2 separate regions of the Homo sapiens genome follow, and region 2 is linked to region 1. Evidence: chromatin loops called from intact Hi-C (ENCODE). Cell type or tissue: PC-9. All regions are shown on one strand. Each heading gives the region's core, and the rest is flanking DNA. Links, peaks and the distances in the headings are about the cores only.

Region 1 (11,560 bases), core at 1,849-9,848:
AAAACAAAAAAACAAGAAACAAACAACAACAAAACCTCTGCTTGTCAAAATATTCAAACCATTTAAAAACAAGCTGGTAAATGGTGAAATTATGTATGGCAAGAGTATCACAGATTTAAAAATAAAACATAAAAGGAAAAATAAAAAAAACACAGCCTCCAAGAAAAGTAAATTAGGTATTTGTACTTAGATTGTTAATATAGAAAGCCCTTTTATCAATGCTAATAACACTCCCAAATATTGTGTACATTATTAAAACCATTCTGGACGACAATTTGTCAAAGTAAGTTTATTCACAATACCTAGTTAGTCATTATTGTCTAGCAGGCACTAGGAAGGTTTCTCTATAGGAGCAGGGTAAGGGGAGAAGGGTTTTGCTATCAGCCCCGTAGGGAATTATATGAATGTAGGGTATTGACAAGTGGGTGGTTTAGCTCCCTCCTTCACATGACTTGATTTGATTAGTGGGAGTGAGCAGACATGAGAATATGTCAATTCAAGTTGAGGCTTTAAGAAGTGTGCTGTCTTCTGCTTGCTCTAGTGTGCTTAGGGTACCCCTCGTGAGAAGAAGATGATTCTGTAGCTATTGTTCAAAATTTTAGCCTGGGCCCTTGAATAAAAAACAAACCAGACTGATGACAGCAAACTTGAAACTCAGACCTAGCAAAGCCCAGAGGAACAAGTGCTGATCAACAGAACTGCAATTAAAAAGTAAATCTTTGTCATCGTAGCCCCTAAGTTTTGAAGGTCACTTGTTATGCATGGGTATTGCACAAAACCTACTTAATACGCATGCACAAGGTAGAACTGTCCTATCCAAATGCCCTGCGCCCCCTTCATCCCCTGCCCTAAAAACACTGGAAAAAGTGAATGAAGAAAAAAGCTACAGTCCCTGACTATGTGGAGATGTGGGATGGATATGTACATCCAACACATAATCGCATACATAGTTATATAATTACAAATTGTCATAAATGGTAGCCAAGAAATTTGGAAAAGCATAGGATGAAAAGAGGAACAGGAGGAATTAATTTCAATTGGGAAATTTAATTGAAATTAATTTCAATTGGAAAATGGGCAGAGTATAAGCAGAAAAGGATTTCAGTTAGAAAGAACAGAGTGAACAAAAGAGAAGAGCAGCGTGGGGCCTTGGAGCTTCTGGTAGGTGGTCAGGGTGCCCAGAGCACAGAGAGCTCTAGATGAGGTCTGGGGGAACAGCAGGGTCCAGCTCACACAGGGCCTTATAGGCCATAATGGGGATTTGGATCTTATGAGAAGCTCAATAAGAGACATAGATATGTATTTCTTTCAAACTAAAATTTATTCATGTAAACATATTAATCTGAAAACTAGAGCAAATTCAGCCCTTGGCATACACAAATGGACATTGAATTTTGAAAATATCCAAAAGTGAGACTGTTCCTATAAAACCATTACTACAGTGCACATTACAGGGGGCTTTTTAAACACCATCAACTGAAATACTATCTATACACTAGCTACAAAATAGAAGAAAAGGGAATAATTTACTCATGAAATTCACTTTTAAATAAATGAGATATATAAAATATTCTCAACAATTAACATTTTTGTCACCTTTCCATTTGCTTGTATAATAACAGTGAAACTAAACAAAAGGAAATTCTTCTTTTGGAAGAGAGGCAAAAAAACTTCTGTGTTTCTGAGCCATAGAAGAGTCTTGCTAAATATCAACCAAAAAATAGTATAATTACATGATCTAAAATTAAAATAAAATAGAAACAATTTACAATCAGATTCACATATAAATATTTATGCATTATAGATTTACATTTCTAATATAAATATAAAATATGTATACATTAATAAAGTACTATGCTAAGAATTATAACCTTTAAAATTTCTATTTGCACTATCATCTAATCCCTTAAACAGTGGTCCTTAATATTGCCAAGATAGAAAAACATTAAAATTGTTTTAGAAGATTAAAAAAAAAAACCATTTGCTGTAGACTCATTGAGTAGACTAGTTGAAGACTAGCCTCTCCATTTCATTTGGGAGAGTTAAATCAAAAGAAGGTCCCCAGCAAATGCCAGTACAAGGAGCATCATGATGTACTCTGTCTTTCCCTTGTGGAGCCGCTGGTGCATCTCCTTCTCCTAGGGTTCTAACACTGGGGCGGGGGAGGGGGGCGGCATCTTATCTTTAATAGCCACTAGACCCTCATTTTCTACACTATTGCACCTTCCTTGGGATCTAGAGAGCATTCCCTGGTGGGCTTCTCGGGCCTCTGCCAAATGTCCAATTTAGAACACCGGGGATATCAAGATACTTCTCAAAATGTTCATATTCAATTCTAACTCGAAAACTTCCTGTCTAAAGTTGCCATTTTTCCTTCCTGAACTCATCAGTTACTCTTCGTTATCAGTATTCTCAACCTGCTAGCATGAGCTTTTCTTTCATGGGAAACACGCTGACGATGATACTTGCCAGTGATCATTTACACTGTTTCTGAAAGATTTTGGCATGTCTAGCTCTTAACATGAAAGGCTGTTTTTATCAATTGGTTTGGTAAGATTCTTCTTTATTTTTTTGTGGTAAATTTACTCTAAATTGTGTATTTCATGAAAATCCATTTGTTTTTCTTGATGTAGTTGAAGAAGGACATGAAATATCTTCTGGAACTATTGCTTTTTACTTTCTGACCATGATTTCTTGGTTGCAGCAAATCTGCTCAGTTTAATACTTTTAATATAATATTTAGGTACATTGATTATTTTATCTTCTTCAGTTATTTTAATGTACATTTCATTTATTTCTTCTCTGTTAAAATAAGTGTGTTTTCTATGCTTGCTGTAACAAATTACCACAAACAGTGGCTTAAAACAATGTAAATTTATTATCTTGCGTTCTGGACATCAGCAGTCTGAAATCAGTTTCCCTGGGGTAAAATCAGTGTATCAACAGGGCTGCAGTTCTTCGAGCAGCGCTATCGGAGAATCCATCCCTTCTCTCTCACAGTTTCTGGAGGTGGCCTACGTTGCTTGATTCATAACCACATCTCTTCAACCTCTGCTTTCATTGCATCATTTCCTTCCTGGACTTGGATCTTTCTGCCTCCCTTTTACAAGAACCTGTGTGATTACTTTGGAGCTCACCCAGGTATCCCAGGGTACTCTCCCCATCTCAGGATACTTAAATTGATTATATCTATGAAGTCTCTTTTGACATGTAAGTGAATAGAATACATTTACATTTTTGTTCTGGGACTTAGGACATGGATACCTTTGCCAGGGAGAGTAGGGGACATTATTCAGCTTCCACAGTAAGTTTTACTAGGCCACATCAGTCCATTTCTTCAAAACTTCTAAGAAATCTCCATTTCCTGAAACATTTGTTTTAGGAAATTCCAAGTTCCCACCATCCATGTCGTCTTCTCCAATAACAGCAGTCAGATCACTGAGCTTCAGCAAGGGTTAACCTAGAAATTTGATCTGATTTTTACTTTTAGAACTTGTTCCATACCACTTTTGCATTTTATAGCATTGCATTTCATTTAGTGTTCACTAACTCTTCTTTCCCATCTTTCTGCTTATAAAAAAGTCTTCATACTTTCCTCATGATTAGAATTTTTATCAAAGCATTTTAATGTCTGAAGTTGTGCTTCATTTTGCTGATGTATAATGAAGAGTGTTTTAGCTGAAATGTAGTTGAAGCAGCTACTTGAAATTTTAAATGTTTTGATGCACCATTTGCCATTAAAACACTGAGTCTTTCTTGTTACATTTATTATCAGCCCAGCTTGTTCTAAACATTGAGATTTCTCTTCTTTCAGTCTTTTTTCTAGGTAACTTTTAAAAAGCCAACATAAAGAATTGGAGATTTCCAGGTCTTTGTATTTCTGTTAAAGTGTTCTCAAGTCTGGCTTTCATTAAAGTTGCTTCAATTCCTGAAAATTCCTTTTTATGAACCTCAAGCATCTCGAAGATGTGCTCTCTTTCCTTCAGAAGGGCAGAAACTTCAATGGCCAGTCAGGGATGCCACCAGGATGGACCAGGGTGATGTAGAGTTTCATGGTCATCAGTGGATCTATGGCTGAGCCCCATCATGTTGCCAGACTGGAGAACTCTATGAACATTCTGTCTGGAGCCATACCAGTGTCTGGCAACTAGGGTAGACCTTAGTGGAGGTAAGAGAGAAGGAACAAGCACTGTAGAAGAAAACCTTCCAACCTTCCTCAAGCAATGACAAACATAGATGGGATAATATCACATTACCCTGGGAGATATGGACTGGGCCTCTAGAGGCACGTGATGATAGCTGGGGGCTCTGAACACCCTAGCCCTGCCATTGGTGCCTCAAAGGCTCAGGGAATCTGTCTTGTCTCATGTGTAAATCATTTAGAATCACTGGTTGAGATCTCCACCAGCTGTAGAGCACTAGTTGAGAGCATTTACAGGCTGCTAAACCTGGCCAATATTTCATTTTCTCTTAAACTTTTCATTCTGTGATCCTTCTAAGATTGTCAGATTTAGCAAATGAAAATACATGTGCTCAGTTAAATGTGAATCTCAAAAAAAATTAATATAAAGACATCTCATGTAATAGCTGTGATATACTTATAATAAAAAAATTGCCATTTTGTTTGCTATTCAAATTTACCTGGGGATCCTGTATTTATCCAGCCACTCTCCTTCCTGGAGGCATTGTTCTCTCCATAATGATAACAGAAAACTCACTGCTGTCAGTGAGTTTGACTAGCTTTGAATATGTATCAAGGAGAGGGTTGTAAAGGGCCCCCAAAAAGGGTTTCAACCAATGGTGTGCTGGAACCAGATTGCACCCACTGGCTAAAGCTGATGATAACCAGTTTTTTTGCAACCCTGTGTTCAGGAATGTCTCATTGACATGGCTTGAAATGCCGTGGTTGGCATTTACACCAAAGACATTTTGCACCCAATAAATAAGCGAATACTAGAGACGAAGGTTTCTTCTGCCTTCTGCCTCTCCACCCCCAACCCCCAAAAAGCAGGTTAAACATTGACTTACGTATGACTGATTATGACCGATTCTCTTGAACTATAAACTCTGTCAGTCTTAGAATGTGGAAAGCAATCTTGGAAGCCAGTTTTCTCCCCTTTAGAGTAAGGGTGAGTGAGAAATACCATTGCCACCAGAGGTCACTCTTAACCTCTTGAATCCAAAAGCACTCAAGCTACACGGAATCACCTCTTGACACAGAATCAGGAAGGACATTTTCTATACCATAAAGTAAGTGACTTAAAATTAATTCTACATTTTAACCTGTCTAACTCTATGGAGTTTCCATAGAACATAAACATAGAATATAAAATAGTTAAAGCACTAGTAACATAGGTATTATTTATTATCACTTTTCTATTAGTTGCCAAGCACAGAAATTTATTTTATTTAGTGAAGATCTCCTTATTTCAGTGCTATCAAAAGAAATATAGAATGTGAAGAGATGGAGGAAATGGTACTTTATTAAGTTTTATCTTTACATACACATTCTTGGACACAGAGTAAGTTCAAAGAACTAAGAAAATTTTAGTAGAAGTAAAACACCTTGAAGACCACATGATCAGTGAGAGGTAATTATTCATATAATTTGGCTTAAAACACAGCTCTGCTTAAAACATAGCTATGTTCAACTATATTTTGTTAAAGATGTAATAAAACTACAAATATTTGATGGACACTGTCTATACAGTATATGAAATGAATAGAATATTACCATTCTTTAAGGTAAGGGTCTAATGGAATAATTTATATGTATATATAAAATATTAGATATATATATTTCCAAATAGTAAATTATATAGTAGAATTTTCGACAAGTTGCTATGAGAACTTAGAAAAACACAGTCTTTTAAAATGCCTCTTTTCTCTTAAATTTATTGGCTGATTTATGGCCTAGATGTTACCTTGGTGGTGAACAAGAGGCTTACATTCTGTTAAAGAAATAAATAAATTACAGAATTACTTCAAATGGTCCTAAGCGTTATAAAAAACATAATAGAAGATGATGAAATATGGGAAAACTGGGGTGCAATTGGCATGGTCAGGTAAGATTCTCCTGGGGGAAACTGAACTGAGTACTGAATAAGGAGCTGGCCTTATGAGATTTAAAGAGAGAATATTCCAGGCAGAAGAGTGGAAATTTAAAAGGCCCATGTGATGAGGATTCTGAAACTCTACAGACATATAAATTAACAGAGTCAGTACAATAGTTAAAATATAGGATTTGTTGGTAGGCTTGCCTGAAGGAACATCTTTTCACATGTAATGGATGGACCTATTGAATGATCCATCCTCTTTGCAATCTGGACTGCACAGATTATTTTGTTGCTAGGTACAGCCAATCTCCTGCAGGCGCTGAGAGGGGAGTTCAAATGCCCCTCAAAGGAAAGGTAGAGACACCGTTGTGAGAGAACAGCTTGCTCCAAAGCACACCAACCGTGAGATCTCAGCATGGAAGACTTATTTCTTTTTAAACAACATGTGGAGGGCTGGGTGTGGTGGCTTACACTCGTAATCCCAGCACTTTGGGAGGCTGAGGCTGGAGGTCTGCTTGGAGCCAGGAGTTCAAGACCAGCCTGGGCAATATGATAAGAACCTGTGTCTACACAAATTTTAAAAAATTAACCTGGCATGGTGGTGCGCACTTGTTGTCCCAGTTACTCGCGAGGCTGAGGCAGGAGAATCACTTGAACTCAGAAGTTGGAGGCTACAGTGAGCTATAATTACACTACTGCACACCAGCCTGGGTGACAGAGTAAGACCCTGTCTCAAAACAAAGAAAAAAAGGAAACCATACAAAGCCTCAAAACCATCAAAATTTGCCTACCAACTCTGGGAACAAGTCTAACTTTGCACCAAAACAGAATGACATTATAGTTAGAAAAGGATTTTGCCGAATGTTTGAAGTGATGAAAGATTTTTAAATTTTTCAATCCTTGAGACTGTAATTATATAAGTCTATAAAACTGATTAGACATTTTAAGACACTGTAGAGAAGGAACTTAAAAAGTAGCAATCACAAGTAAGTGGCTTTTAAGTTTGGTTTTTTTTTTTTTTTTTTTTTTTTTTTTGTGATGGAGTCTTGCTCTGTCGTCCAGGCTGGAGTGCAATGATGCGATCTTGGCTCACTGCAGCCTCCGCCTCCCCGGTTCAAGCGATTCTCCTGCCTCAGCCTCCTGAGTGACTGGGATTACAGGCATGTGCCAACATGCCTGGCTAATTTTTGTATTTTTAGTAGAGATGAGTTTTCACCATGTTGGCCAGGATGGCCTCGAACTCCTGACCTCGTGATCTGCCTGCCTCGGCCTCCCAAAGTGCTGGGATTACAGGCATGAACCACCGAGCCCGGCCTAGATTATTTTTAAGAGATATATAAAAGTGAATTGTTTACTTGATTACAGCTGACGAGGCATTTTTTTAAAAAAGAGGAAACAATATAATTTTTTTTTGTTGTTTAGACTAGATTTCATGAATATGCTTCTGGAAACAAACATTTTCTTTGTACTTCCATGTGATGTGTGGTGCAAGTCATTGTTTCCATCTTTCCTGGTCCAAGAGAGCTAGAATGTGAGTAAAAGAGACTTCACACATGAAAAGCACATACCTAGAAGCCAGAGAGCAGGATCCATTGTAGGATCTGGCTATCTCTTCCTCTGTCATGTGTGGGCTTAACTTGATTGAATAACCCATTTGTTTCATTCATTCATTTATTCATTCAGTTTTGGCATCAGACTAACATGAGCTCATATTCATCATATGATGCAGTACAAGCTATTTAACTCCAAAATTCAGCAATATCAACAATAAAATGAAGATACTCCATAAATTATTTAATGGTTATTGAGGTTAAATAAGATTGTGCAATTGCTAACACATGCCATGGGCCAGTGGCCTTAGTAAATAATAGACTGCTATTACTGTTGTTTTTATTGTTCGTTTACTAATTCAGAAAACTATTTATTAGCTACATTCTTTATTATGAGGACTGTGTTAGATTCTGGGGATAGGGGCAATACATGATTGAGTTTATTTGTCTAATATATGCATATATGTGCCTAATATTTGTCTAACGTATTATATATACCTACATATATATGATTACTAATCAGATGCTATGTAGAAATGTATACAAACAATAGCTATAATATTGATATCTATCTTGAGCAAGCTGAGGCTCAGAGAGGGTAATGACTTCCTCAAGATGGCACAGCTCATATCAGAGCCAGGCTTTGATGGTGGCTCACCAGCCCCATTCTGTTCCTTTAACAACTAACACCAAAGTGCCTGTCACCTTGGCACAGTCAAGAGTGGTTAGTTTTTTTGTAAGCTAACTGTTGTTGGGTGTTAGAGAAGGCTCTAAAGAGTGGTGTCCTCTAAGTTGGCTTTGGAAAGAAAAGTATGTGTTTATCAGATGGGGAATGGGGAAGAGAGATTGGGAGAATAAGTAGCAGAAAGGGAGGTTAGCATTTTTTTCCCCAGAAGTGAACAACAAAAAGCCTAGTTTCAGTAGTAGCCATGGCATATAATTATATATTAATGTCTTTTTAACTAAAGAAAAGCAGAACACTATTAAACTATAAAAATCAGTTATAAAGTTATCTTTTACACTCTTTTTTTTTTTTTTTTTTTTTTTTTTGAGACAGAGTCTCGCTCTGTTGCCCAGGCCGGACTGCGGACTGCAATGGCGCAATCTCGGCTCACTGCAAGCTCCGCTTCCTGGGTTCACGCCATTCTCCTGCCTCAGCCTCCTGAGTAGCTGGGACTACAGGCGCCCGCCACCGCGCCCGGCTAATTTTTTGTATTTTTTTAGTAGAGACGGGGTTTCACCCCGTTAGCCAGGATGGTCTCGATCTTTACACTCTTGTTAAAAATCTTGTAGAAAAGCACGCAGTAAATTCGTATAATAAAAGACAACTCATGATTTTTAAGAGTATAGAAAAATAAAAAGGGGATTTTAAAAAAAAATTAGAGTTTGCTTTACTGAATTGTTAATAAGGACAAAAATAGAGCTCATATTTCATCCATTCTTAGTATGTGCATTTTTTTTGTTAGTTGGGACTGCAAAATGACAACTTGCTGACTGGTAGTTCAATGTAATATGTTATTTACTTTATTATTCCGAATTCTAATCGGTTATGTGAGAACTCTGTGGAGGAAAAATTCTTGTTGCTGTTGGTGAAGGATTTTAAATCATTCATTTAAACAAGAAGTGCCTATGATTGTAGAGCTAAAGCAAAAATGTGAAATGTTTTGTCAGAAATATCTTTTTGATAAAGATTATTCCTTTCGTGTTTCTGTAACCTGTCAGTTCTTTATACTTTTACATGATTCCTACCCAACTGAGAATACATGGTCAACTATTCCAACATTGTCTGCTCTTATATCCTCTTTGATTTTTCTGTGAATATCTTGAAAATATCCAGTCTGGATTGCTGTCACCCTTTATTCTGTCCTTTAGATAAGAAGTATTACCACAGCATATTAATATAGCCTCCCAAATAGATCCACTGGAATCTCATATTCTCTGATCACAGATGGGTTCTCCTTATCAGTATGGCCCATTTATTTCTGTTTAACTCCAATCTATTACCCAAACTAATCTTTGCCAGATGTGTTCATTGAACCCAAGCCCCTTACTCTTTCCTTCCCATTTCTGCTTCTGTTACTCCTCTCACTCCATTGGTTTTTACATTTTTATCAGAAATCTTTCAGGGTATGTTTCACTATCAACCATTTTCTCTTTAATAACTATAATTTGGCTTCCACATATTTCATGGCAAGTGAGAGGCAGCATAAGATAGAAACTTTACCTGGATATTAACTGTAGCCCCACCCTCTCTGGCTCAGGCTTTTGGGCCCTAAATCATCTCATGTATAGAATAATAGTAGTAAAAATGCACTTCATGGTTTGTTGTGAGAGTGAAATCAGATATAGCATGTAGAGGATCTATCATATGGCTGATAGGCACAAGGTGTACAATAAATATTAAATTCTTTCTTTTTCCCCTGTTGGGTAATACATGTTTTGTTTCTTTTCTTACTAGTCTAAGCTTGTATCTCCTTTGTGGATTTCCTCTCTCGCCTCAATGTTTTTCTTATAATCTTCATCTCTTCATTGTTTTCTATAATAATTTTACTTGCCAAAACTTCACACCTCATTTTATGCATATCTACCCCAATTATATATTTTTGATTTATCAAACTTTGAGTTTGAAAGTAGTCTTATTGATCATCTAATTAAACTTTAGTATTTTGATGAGAGACCCAAGTTTCGGAAGCATTAAGGTACTTTTCCAGAAACACAAGAATCAGTGACAATAGAACTTCCATCTTTTGACTTTTGGACAACTGATCTGCCAGTTCTTTCTCCAAAGCTCAATGTTTCATTTGAATCAACTGTTCATACTGCAGGAATCTTACATTTTTCACAATTATCAAAGAGTTTTTCACACCTATTATCTCAGCATCTCCAATTTTCACTTGAGCATACTGAAGCTCAGTAAATGTAAATACTTTCTCAGGTTGTATGATTAGTTGCGACAGAGCAAGGATTAGATTCCAGCCTTTGACTTTGTTCCTATAAAGTCCAGGTACTTCATTTGCAAGAACTTAGGCCTAAGATCTCCGCTTCATACTTGTCATGCCTTTTACATGGTTTAGTCATTGTTCTCAACACTGAGAAAATTATTTCTTACTACTACTCTCCTTGGCTGTAAATTTAAAAGATTACACCAAAATCACATGTAAATGTGTTATTAAAATACTTTAAGAGGCTTCTGATTATAATGCATTATTCTCTATACATGAGCACAAATATACTATTTTTCATTTCATTAGTAATCACTTTGTATAATATATACCATGTCAATTTATTCTAAGTGAAAGGAAGCATGTTATTCCTTTTTTTTTTCTTTTGCCGAGATTCCTTTGCAGGCAATGTAAACAATGAGTTGCTATGTGGTAAATCTTCTCAGGGATGACTCAACTACCCAATTCCCAGACACTCTCATGTAGCACTCAGATATATCATAATGTGAAGGAATGGCAAAGATATCTCTACACAAGCTGTTATAAGGTGGCACGAACGAAATATAGCTAACCATGGGGACTATATTGGGATGGTTTATGACTAGAAGGAGGTTGTAAAAATTATAAGTAGCAGAACCTGTTTGCATTGGAATAGACAAGCTAGCTTCAACAAAAAATGTCTTTAATATAAATATACCTAAGAGTAATATGACATTCATTAGCATCGTGTTCTCCAAATACACCTGCTATTATGTTCAGGGTGAAAGCTTAGAGTCATTTTATTTGAAAATATTTTTATTCTCTCCAAACTAAAGTTGTATGTATTATATTCCCTATCATTTACATTTCAATAAACATGATAAAATATTACATAACTTGAGATCATTTTCTCAGGTAGATTATTATACATATGCACATAAAATAATATATGATAATAAATATAATTTTGTCATTAATGTATTACTTATGATTTTAACTAAATAATTTATATATTTGACATATAATTTATATA
Region 2 (11,560 bases), core at 1,720-9,719, 920 kb before region 1:
GCCACACTACTTTCCACAATGGTTGAACTAGTTTACACCCCCCAGCAACAGTGTATAAGAGTTCCCTTTTCTCTGCAACCTTGATAGTATCTGTTATTTTTTGACTTTTTAATAATAGTTATTCTGACTGGTGTGAGATGGTATCTCATCGTGGTTTTAATTTGCATTTCTCTAATGATCAGTGATGTTGAACTTTTTTACATATGCTTGTTGGCCGCATGTATGTCTTCTTTGGAAATGTGCCTCTTCATGTCCTTTGCTCACTTTTTGGTGGGGTTGTTTGATTTTCTCTTGTAAATTTTTGTACATTCCTTATAGATGTTGGGTATTAGAGCTTTGTTAGATGCATAGTTTGCAAATATTTTCTTCCATCCTGTAGGTTGTCTGTCTACCCTGTTGATAGTTCCTTTTGCTGTGCAGAAGCTCTTAAGTTTAATTAGATCCCATTTGCCATTTGTCAGTTTTTGCTTTTGTTGTGATTGCTTTTGGCATCTCTGTCATGAAATCTTTGTCCGTTCCTATGCCCAGGATGGTATTGGCTGGGTTGTCTTCCAGGTCTTTTACAGTTTTGGGTTTTACATTTAAGTCTTTAACTCATCTTGAGTTGATTTTTGTGTATGTTGTAAGGTGGAGGTCCAGTTTTAATCTTCTGCCTATGGCTAGCCAGTTATCCCAGCACTGTTTATTGAATAGGGAATCCTTTCTCCATTGCTTATTTTTGTCAGCTTTGTTGAAGATCAGATGGTCGTAGGTGTGTGGCCTCATTTTGGGGCTCTCTATTCTGTTCCACTGGTCTGTGTGTCTGCTTTTGTACCAATACTATGCTGTTTTGGTTACTGTAGCCTTGTAGTATAGCTTGAAGTCAAGTAGTGTGATGCCTCCAGCTTTGTTCTTTTTGCTTGGGATTGCCTTGCAGACACTGGGGCCTACTTGAAGGTAGAGGGTGAGAGGAGGGAGAGGGGCAGAGAAAATAACTATTAGGTACTAGGCTTAGTACCTGGGCGATGAGATCATCTGTAAATGAACCCCTGTGACACGAGTTCACCTGTATAAAAAACCTGCAAGTGTACACCCGAACCCAAAATAAGTTTTTTTTTTTGAAAGGAACTCACAGAATAAAAGAATAAAATGTGGTTGGTTGAATCCATCATTAAGAATTCATCTTAATGAAACAGAATTTTATCTCTAATTGATTCATTGACTTTTTATAGACCCTTAATATTTACAGTTACACTCATGTCTCCAAAGACTTGCAGGTGTGGCCTGCCATGATACATTCACATTGTATCATGAATGAACAGATATTTGATAAATGTTGTTCAATTGACTCACTGACTGAGGAATGGATGTTTCTTCATTTGTAAAATATAAAGAATAATAAAGCCTACTCTCCTCTCAAAAAAAAAAAAAAGGATTACCCTGGTTTTGAGCAATTTGTTTGTAATGTACCTTGGTGTATTTTCCTTTATGATTCTTGTGCTTGGGGTTTGTTGAACTTCCTGGCTCTGTGGCTTTATAGTTTTCATCAAATTTAGAAAAATTTCAGTTGTATTTCTTCAAATAATTTTTCTTTCTCCCCATTTTGAAACGTCCTCTAGGCACTTATAGATATGTGTACATTAGTCTGTTTCAATTATGTGACAGCTCACAGATCTGTTTATTACAAAAAAATTCCCTGTTCTCTGTGGTTTTATTTTGGATAGTTTCTATTGCTGTATATTCAAACTTACTAATCTTCCAATCTGTTCTTCTGAAATGCTAATCTGCCATTAACTACATTCAGCATTTTCATTTTACACATTGTAGTTTTAACCTTTAAAACTTTGGTTTGGGTCTAATAAATATATTTTACATCTCTATTGAACTTTTCAAATGTATAGAATACAACTATAACTTTTAAAATATTGTTGGTTGCTAATTCTAACATGTGCTGACCATTCTAGCTTGGTTTTGATTGAATGACTTATTTTCCCACTTCTCACCAGGCCTAATAATTATTTATGGGTTGCCAGATGATGTAAATTTTACCTCGTTGGGTGTTGAATATTTTTGCATTCCTATAAGAATTTTTAAGCTTTGTTCTGAGTTACGGCTATGTTACTTGAAAACAGTTTGACCTTTTGGGTCTCGAATATAAGATTTCTTTGATGAGAGAAGCTCAATACTTAGACTAGTGCTAATTAATCCCTTTCATTGAGACAAGACCTTTCCATGTACTATTCCCAATGATTTATGAATCATAGGGTTTTCTAGTCTGACTGGTGGGCATAAGCGCTATTCTTGACCACGTGTGAATGATTGGCATTGTTGGCTCTCTATAATTGAAATTCTCTATGATAGAAGTAAAAAAGGGATAATGTCAGGGAAAGCAACAGAGCCATAATGAGTACTGTTTTAGTTAGGGTGGTCAGGGAAAGCCTGTCTTAGGAAATGAGTTTTGAGAAGAGGCTTGATTGAAATGAATTAGCAACATGAGGATTAAAATAAGTCTATATTGTGCTTCAGTTAGAAAGCCATTGATGGCTTTATATTCTATTTTACTGTTTTCAGTGGGGAGTAGGGGATGAAGTTTGAGTGAATTGGCTGAAAATGAGGAAGGGAAGACAGTATTCTTTTTTTTTTTTTTTTTTTTGAGACATAGCCTTGCTTTTTTATCCAGGCTGGAGTGCAGTGCAGTGGTGGGATCTCAGTTCACTGCAACCTCTGCCTCCCAGGTTCAAGCCATTCCCCTGCCCCAGCCTCCCGAGTAGGTGGTACTACAAGCATGCACCACCATACCCAGCTAATTTTTGCATTTTTACTAGAGATGGGGTTTTGTCATGTTGGCCAGGCTGGTCTCGAACTCCTGACCTCAAGTGATCTGCCTGCCTCAGCCTCCCAAACTGTTGGGATTAAAGGTGTGAGCCACTGTGCACGACTAGTATTATTCTTTCTAATAGTTTACTGGGAAGGGAAGAGGAGAGAGTTGTTTCTCTTCTCTCAGGTGGGAAGGACACTAAGCATATCTGATACAGTACAGAATTTTCCACGTCTCTGCTTGGAATTGTCATCTGACTGCAGCTTTCCAAAAATTAGGTCCTTCGTATACACTTTCTTGGGATACACTGTCTTGGGATTATTTCAACGCAGTCCCAGGATCTATATGCTGTTTACTGAAGTTAGGCTACTAAAAACCACACATTAGGTTGTTATCCTATAGTTCTGGATACCTTCTTGGTAAAGCTAAGGCCATTTTGCTCTCAAATTAAAGTCCCCCATGGCTAGCTAACCTATCATGAGAAGCAAAAAAACATCACTCTTATAACCAGAATCCCTGGGCCCAATAACCAGTAATAGAGACCAGGGCAGAACTGCTGTTTCTGCATCCAAAGGCCCAACTCCACAGTTCTGGAAACTCTCAGAACACTGGTTTATTCTAAAGCACCCACTAAGGCATTTTCCAGCAGTTCAGTCCTGCCCTTTTCTAATGTTTCTGTGTGATGACATGGGAAGTGTGCATGAAGCACTTTTGCTGAACAATGAGTACGATGATGGTTATTTTGAGAAAATCACTAGGGATCTAGTTTGAATTGCAACTGAATTATCTGCTTCTTACCATGGAATTTTTTTTTTTTTAACTTGAAAGAGTGACTGCCAGACAGACCATGGTTATTCAGATGTGTGCATTTGGAAAATACTTTCTCCAAAATGAATGAAATGAACTTTTTACTTCAAGAAAGCAACTGATAGTATTTGTTGTCAGTGATAAATTTCAAGTTTTCAAGCAAGGGAGGATGCCTTTATATATATGAGGTTTACTTTAATATCTTTTTCTACTTAACTTTTCTGTAAATTATCCAAGAGATGGCCTGAAAATGGACTCTATTAAGCAACTCCTCCCATACGGTGTTCTGTTATTTGACACAACCAACTGGTACAATTCTTGTTGTGGTAAAAGAGCTACTTCCTGCAAAATAAGATTTTAGTGGCCAAAGACTACACTTTTAAAATGTGATTTAGCAATTGTATTATCTTACCAGTAAGGGGCAGCAAATAACAATGTTTGTTTGAAATACTAAGCTATTACCTTACGGTAATTTGGAATCTGTCCTTTTCTTCTTCTGTTTAATGAAGAAATCTCTGACTCCTTTCTCACTCTTCCTAGTGATGATAAAGTCAGAGAGATTGAGGATAAAAGGGACATTCTAAAGGGAAAATAGTAAATTATGACATTTAAACTACAATACTAAGAAAAGGATAAAATCTGCCTGTCCTTTAGGCTGACAAATGGTGACTTTCTTTTCTAAGTTGGGTCCTAGTAACTGCCATAAACCAAGTATCCACAAAACGTATTCAGTCCACTAATGAGAAAGAGAAGGTAAAAGTAATATCTTGCCTTAATTCAATATTTCTATCAAAAGATTGGTTTCTCATCTGTGCTTTAGGAATCAAGTTTTAAAAAAACTTTTATGTCATTTTAATAAGTATTTATCAAGCATGTACCATAAGCCAGGGCCATTCTAGGTATTTGAGACAAATGATAAGCAAAATAGATATAATACCTGTTCTTGTGGTACTTTGCTTTGGAGGGGAAAGTTATCCAAACTAAGGGAGGGGCTAGGTAGAACAGAAGAAATTATGAACACCAGACATAAACAGAGAGTAAGATGCTAGTGAAAGGATGGACAAAAGCCAAGTGATTGTGCTGGCAAAATTTCTTCAGAAACTTCTTTTGAATCTTTCACTATTTTTTTCCCGTCACAAATGCTGATGTGAAAAATGTAATGTTTTTCTTTCATCTGGATAAAATCTCTATCTCAATACCCTTTTCTGTCTGAAGGATAAAGCTTAATTATTTTCAAGTAAACTTCATTGCTCCGTGGATTTCTGAGTGTTTCACTTTACTGAAATTCAGAATCTGTTCTCCATAACACTCTTTCACCTTAGGTTTAGGAAACAACTTTTGTTGTTTGAGCTGTCTCAATGCTGTGTTGTAATCTTTGAAATATAACTCATTGCATATGGTACTCATGAGTTCTCTTTCCATGCTGACATCAATATCAAGATGTGATTACAACCAGGATGTGATCTGCTGTTGTGACTTCTGGCACTCCAGAGGGCCTCTGCAGGACAGCTAATGGGCGTGCACACACGTGCTCTCTCTCTGTCTGTCTCTCCAACTTTTACATTGTTTCTGGAATCTTTCAGAATTCCCAAGCCAAACCAGGCCATAGGATGCTCACTGGGGCTGCATCAGATCTTTCACTGCCCCTATATCCTATGTGGCTATATTTAAGAAATTGAACCTATATTCACCTAGAAAAGAAAATTATGTGGAAATATTCTGTGGAATAGAACATTTCAGTTGCTCAGGGTCCCATAAGTAAAGTAGGCTCAGAAACCGTTCACTTTTACAGTCCTTAATATATTCTGGGGGTTTCTATTATCCATACCTACACTTTGATACTTAATAGTTGGAGGAATTAAATGAGATATACAATCTTTTACAAGGCTTTTGAACTTGAAGGCTGATATTTGCACTTATTCCAGAAGAGTTTCCTTGAATGAGGGGTAGTCAATTAATGAAAAGGAATTTAAAGGAAAAAATGATACGATACCAATCAAGTAATGATTTACAATTTGACGTATATGTTCAACTACACCATTATTTAAGGATGAAAATCAAACCAACACATAACTTCTATCTTAAACATATTTCTCTTCTTTTTACTGCTAACCTTCTCAAAAGAGAAATACCTACTTCTGAATCATCCAACATGTAAAATTTCCCAGTTATATGGCATATATGAAATGGACATAGAAATACTTTGCAATTTCATGCAATTTCATGAACGGTCTTGTTTCAAGTTCACTAATGCACATCTGCATTAGAATACGGAAGTTTTTGTTTTTTCCAGAATTCCAATATTGTCTGTGAGTTTTAGATTCACCTGCAGAGGGCAGCAAATAGTAGTGCAAATCCCTGTTCTTTAAATGCTTAGGCCTCAAGTTTGGTGGTAGTAATTGATTATGCAATAAACATGAATGCTTGTTTACGTTACTTAAAATCAACACTGAAAGGTTGTTTTGATGTAAGAAAGATTTTTTGTGGCTACTTTAAAAAAAAGTAAATGCTGGGCCGACAGTGAGTAAGAAGTAGTTAAATTTATTTTTGGTAGCTCCTTATTCTTCTGGTACTTCTAGAGCTTTTTTTCTAGACAGCTACGACCTGCTTACTTAAATAAGTTTAAGGCAGAAACCATGAGAGATAAGTAAAGCACTGACATTGGTTTTTTGCTTTAGTGGTATTTGCTGAGCACAGAAGGTCTCAAGCATTAGTTGTTAAGGTTTCACGGATGGAAGACAAAGCCTATGACCCACTCAAGTTCAAGATTATATCAGGAGATTCCTTCTAAACAAAACTGGGACCCCAAAGTGTTATACTCCCAGTTTAAGAATGCATTAGAAATAAACTCTGACATTAATCTGGAACAGAACAAAAAATTTCCTATCTTGAAACTTGATTATTCAACCTTTATTCTCATGAGAGGTGGAAAGAATTTCTCCTGAAGAGTCACAACCACGATTTGGCTTCTATTCAAGTTTGTATCCAGAATTCACACCACCTGGTATTATGAAACACACACACTCAAGCAAAAAACCTGAAGCCAGTGATATAGTTTAAATTGATACAGACTGATAATGTGCACAAACACCTGACAGAAGCAAATGCTAATCCTCCCATGAAGAAATCCACTTTCATCTCAGGCCTCAAATAATTTCCACAGATAAATTCAAATGAAAATGAGAAAATTGAGGCCAGGCGCAGTGGCTCACGCCTGTAATCCCAGCACTTCGGGAGGCCGAGGTGGGTGGATCACCTGAGGTCAGGAGCTTGAGACCAGCCTGGCCAACATGGTAAAACCCCGTGTCTACTAAAAATACAAAAATTAGCTGGGCATGGTGGCGGATGCCTGTAATCCTAGCTGCTCAGGAGGCTGAGGCATGAGAATCGCTTGAACCAGGGAGGCGGAGGTTGCAGTGAGCCAAGATCGTGCCACTGCGCTCCAGCCTGGGCAACAGAGTGAGACTTTGTCAAAAAAAAAAAAGAAAGATCAAAGTAAAAAGAAAAAAGTCAATAAATATATAGGGAAACAAGACACTGTGAATGAGAGCAAGTATAAACAATATTAAGGCTCAAAAGTCTTCATATGTAGGAACTGTAAAACTGAAAAAATAAAAACAAGCTTGTTTAAAATGTTTCAAACAAATATATAGAATGGTGAGTAAAGAGTTAATAGATGTGTAAAACCCAACAGTTCTAGAAATGAAAAATATAATGAAAATGTAAAACTCAACAGACGATTTTACACAAAATTGTCTGTAATTGAAACCCAGAGTTATAAAGAAATAGAAAATACAAAAGATACATGAAGGAAAGAATAAGACGGTCTAATATTTATCCAGTTGGGATTATAGAAGAAGAGAGATAGAGATAGAACATGAGGTAGAAGCTGTATTTGAAGACATTAACTGAGAACTTTTTAGAACTTGTGGAATAAAACAAGCATTAGATCCGGGAACTCCAGTGAACGAGGATAACTTGAAGTGAAAGTTTGAGGTTCGCCAAATTACAAATCATTACACAAGAAAAAGAAAAAAAATAGAAAAAAAGAGGAAAATATTCTTAAAAGTTTGGTGGAATTTTTTCTGAGTAAGAAATTTATCCAAATCCTGTTTCCTGCCATGTCCCTAAGAAATCATTTGTCTTATTCTTTTCCCCGAATACTTGGACAAAAGTTAGAAAAACCTGTACTGTAAATCCTATTCCTGAATAAAAGAAAAAGAGAGGTTTTTTGGCGGGGGGTATAGGTCAACTAGAAAGCTTCTATCTTAGTTGACACCTGTTGGATGTTTCTGGAGCTGTGTCAAGACGTGATATGGACACCTCTATCTTTAAACAGGTAAACGTGGTATTACATTTGTGCTAGTATCACAAAATTAAATTCAGCTGAGCTAAGCTGACAACGTACAAGATACAATTTGCTCTGAAGATTCAACAAAGAGAACCACTGTACGGCATAATGGTTACCAGCAAGCTGAGTAATAGGCAATAAACAGTCCAGTTATTCTACAGTCAGTTTACTTCTGCATGAACCCAGTCGCTGATGTGAAGGGTAGGGGTCAGCGTAGTTAGGGAATCCGTGAGGCTCCTGTTACTGCGCATGCTCTAAGCTCCAAGCCCACAACCTCCTTCGAAAGAACACTACCGCCAACGCTAGCGCTACGGGGCAGATGTGGTTGTGGGTTTTGTGCCTGCAGAGGTAAATAGTCCATTTAACATCTCAGCAATCAAGTCGCAAGAACCTTCCAAAGCGCCACCCTCTAAATCGCAGCTGTATATACTAGAGTGATACTGTAATCAAAAAGGAGGAGGAGGAGAGAGGAGAAAAGGGGGATACAAAGAAACATAAAAGCAAAAAGAACTCACTTTTCTCGAGGAAGTACAATTACCTGTTCACAAATATTTGGGAATAGGTGCAAAGATTTGCTTTAAAATAGTTTTTTTAAACATAGTTCCCTTAATAATTAATGAAGGTATAACTTTCTCTATTGAATACCTGCAAACATACCTATTCAAAGAGCATTCATTATAACCTTTTCTTCTCATTCTCTTAAATGCCAACAATTTTTTTCGTTTTGTCTCTGTCAAGATTTATTTTGGGAAGGAAAAGTTGAAGGAAACTATTTCTCAAAATTTAATACATAATTCTAGGTGATTACATTCAAAACTGTTCTTGCAAGATTGGAACTCAGAATATTATTTAATAACAATATTTCAGTAACCATGTCTACTTATTTTTTAAAAATTAAAAAAGGAATTGTCTAGAATATTATTAATAATGATATTTCAGTAACTACATTTACTGAATTTTAATTTCAGAAAAATAAAAGGAATTGTCTTTGTTCTATGTTGAGTTTTAAAAATGAGAATGCTAACTCTTTTGATTTTAGTGAAGTGAGGTGAAGGACCAGAGGTGAAGTTATGGTAGGTTTCATGGTCAAATGAAGGAGACTCCTTTTAAAGTTCAGGCTGCCACAAACACTTTGGACAAACACGTGGACACTTAAAATTCATGTCTACTGCACACCATTATTCTTCCTTTGTAGTTTTCTTAATAGGATGCTATAGGATGTTTTGAAATCATTAAGTTAAAGCCAACACTCGTTATTTGAAGAACATGGTTTATTTCATATTATACTATATTTTTGGGCTAAGCAACATTAAATTCCACCATACATTTATTTTTTTCCACCCTCAACAACAGCAACAAACTGAGTAGATTATACTTCATAGACTACTAAAATTCATGTTTGAACATTTTCTATAGTTTGGGCAATTGGTATTAAAATTGTTAAAATAAACTTGACTGTTTTTTCTTGTCTTTTTTTAAATAAAAAAACTACTACATATTATTTTTCATTAATGGGAAGATTTTGAGAAAGAAAATGCATTTAAATTTTGGCTCAGGTTTAATAGCATACATACACAAGTCTCGTTCAGACAATACTCAATAGAAAATACAAATATAAGAAATCTATTCTTCAACCTGAGCCTCTAAATATTTTGCATATGATATACTAATAAGAGCAGGGAAAAGGATAGTCGATTCCTAATATATGCATGCATTTATAATTGAAGTTATTTTTGTGTAAGTATGGCAAGCAGAATAGATAGTATTTAAACCTTTAGATTGATAGGATGATAAAATAGGAAAAAACCCCAAAGCTTAACACAAAGAGTCATTGTTGAGTTCAGTTTCATATTCTGAAACACTGAAGTGAATAGAAACATAATAAATAAATCTATGAACTTGCAATTTACCTTTTAGTCCCTTTTTTTGTAGTATATGTAATGACAGCACAAGTTTGTGGACAGAGGGACAACCATGACAAACAGGCTTCTTGGAGAACAAGGGGAGTCCAGTTCAGTTGCTAGAGTCAACATATAGTGTGTTTCCTGTGATTGGTGTGGTTCTCAGGTGCTTGCTGTAAATTTGGGCAGTGTTAAAGGGTTGGCATTTCTATGTTTGGTCAACCTGATAGTGCTTGTACCATAATCATCCATAATCATATAAGATGGTGAAATGGGCATGGGCCTTAAGTCTTTAAGAAATTTAAGATCTATTTTTTTTAAAATGTAAAAGATCTAATCTTTTATATCTTTAAGATTTGATCTTTTAAGATGCTTGGGTTAAGTGAAACTGATAAGAAACTGATAAGTTGTTTCTCTAGCTTTTAAAAATACATGGAGTGAGTTCTATAATTCCTCAGGAAGTAAGAGCTGTTCCTTTTGAGCTGAAGAACATATTGCAATTCCTATTTCATTGCAGAGATATTTCTCTACTTTAAAATGCTACCCGCTTCTCATCCACACAAAAATTGTGAAACAGAGGGGGCTGGGGCCAGTAAGGAAGTTATGAAGAAAAGTAATTTCACATTAGGTGAGCTGGAAGCCAATAGCTTAATTTTAATATGACCAAGTGGATTATTTATTATTTATATCTGTTTTAAAATAATAACCAAAATATTGTCTTTAAAATAGGTGATTTAAAGCATATTCATATATTGTATAAATGATTAATAATGTATAATTAGCAAACAGATCTTTGAAATTTATCGTTATACATAGACATTTCCAGAAAATTAGTGTCCTATGAGTTTTATGTATTTCATTATCAGTAAGGTATTCTCTAATCATTGAAAAATAAGCACTGCTTTTTTATTTTTAGCAACCTCTCAGTTTCCTTTTTGATATTGACACATTTGCATTTCTTTTATTACATATAGAAGTGAAGATAAATATTTGGGATAAATGTGGAAGGGACAGAAATAATCACATGTCCTTTAAGTAACTTACAGTACTCTTTATAGTTGGTATAAAAACCAAACACTCATGAAGAAATTAGAGATACTTAAAACAAATAAGGAATTATTGGAAATAATATTGAGGGATACTGACTTCAAGCACAGTATGGATTCAGTTTCAAGGAGGAAGTGAAATTGAATCTGTACTTTGAAGGATAAGTTGCTTAACATCAAGGAGGTAGAGGGCATTTCACATGGGAGAAGAAAACAAAAAGTCTAAAGGGCAATAGAGACAAGAATGAGGAAGGCACATAGTGAGGACAGTGGAGAGAGGGACCAGATTGGAGAAGATAGCATTTGTTGGGACCAAGGAGGACAGTGGGAAGTAAGATTTTCCAGAGAGTGGTACTTTGGTTATGAAGACCCTAAAAGCCAGCAAGAGTCTGTATGCAGTGAAATAAGCAACAGGGAGACATTGATATTGAGTAGTTTCTTAAGTATTAATTTTTGCATATAAATTAGTAGTATTTTTTCTAATACTTAATAGACCCTACAGTTACACCTCTAGTCTTGTTCTCATCAACTTAGAATTTTCATTTCAAATGAAAGTTTCACCTTTATTGTTTAAAGGATTGAAATAATACCCTATCTAGAATATATGGAAAAAGGTCTCTGAATACATCAATAGAAGAAATTACTTCTGGAATAATTG

Evidence for each region. A loop is a pair of places that touch in the nucleus more often than their neighbours do. Peaks named below come from ENCODE experiments on the same cell type or tissue, not always from the same donor. Only the 100,000 strongest peaks of a DNase experiment are listed, where the experiment ranks them.
Region 2: it touches region 1 in a loop (4-fold over the local background); 3 of 110 quality-filtered maps call a loop at or near these places.

The regions. Positions count from the first base shown.
Region 1 is chr3:87,076,590-87,088,149 of GRCh38, reverse strand. No RefSeq gene overlaps it. Among named protein-coding and RNA genes, the nearest start is that of LINC00506, 6.9 kb to the left of the region's middle. In PC-9, for the core only: CTCF peaks have their summits at 4,955 and 5,159 (motif pointing right); a DNase peak (open chromatin) is centred at 5,179.
Region 2 is chr3:87,997,723-88,009,282 of GRCh38, reverse strand. No RefSeq gene overlaps it. Among named protein-coding and RNA genes, the nearest start is that of CGGBP1, 56 kb to the left of the region's middle. In PC-9, for the core only: CTCF peaks have their summits at 4,080 and 5,940 (motif pointing right); a DNase peak (open chromatin) is centred at 5,972.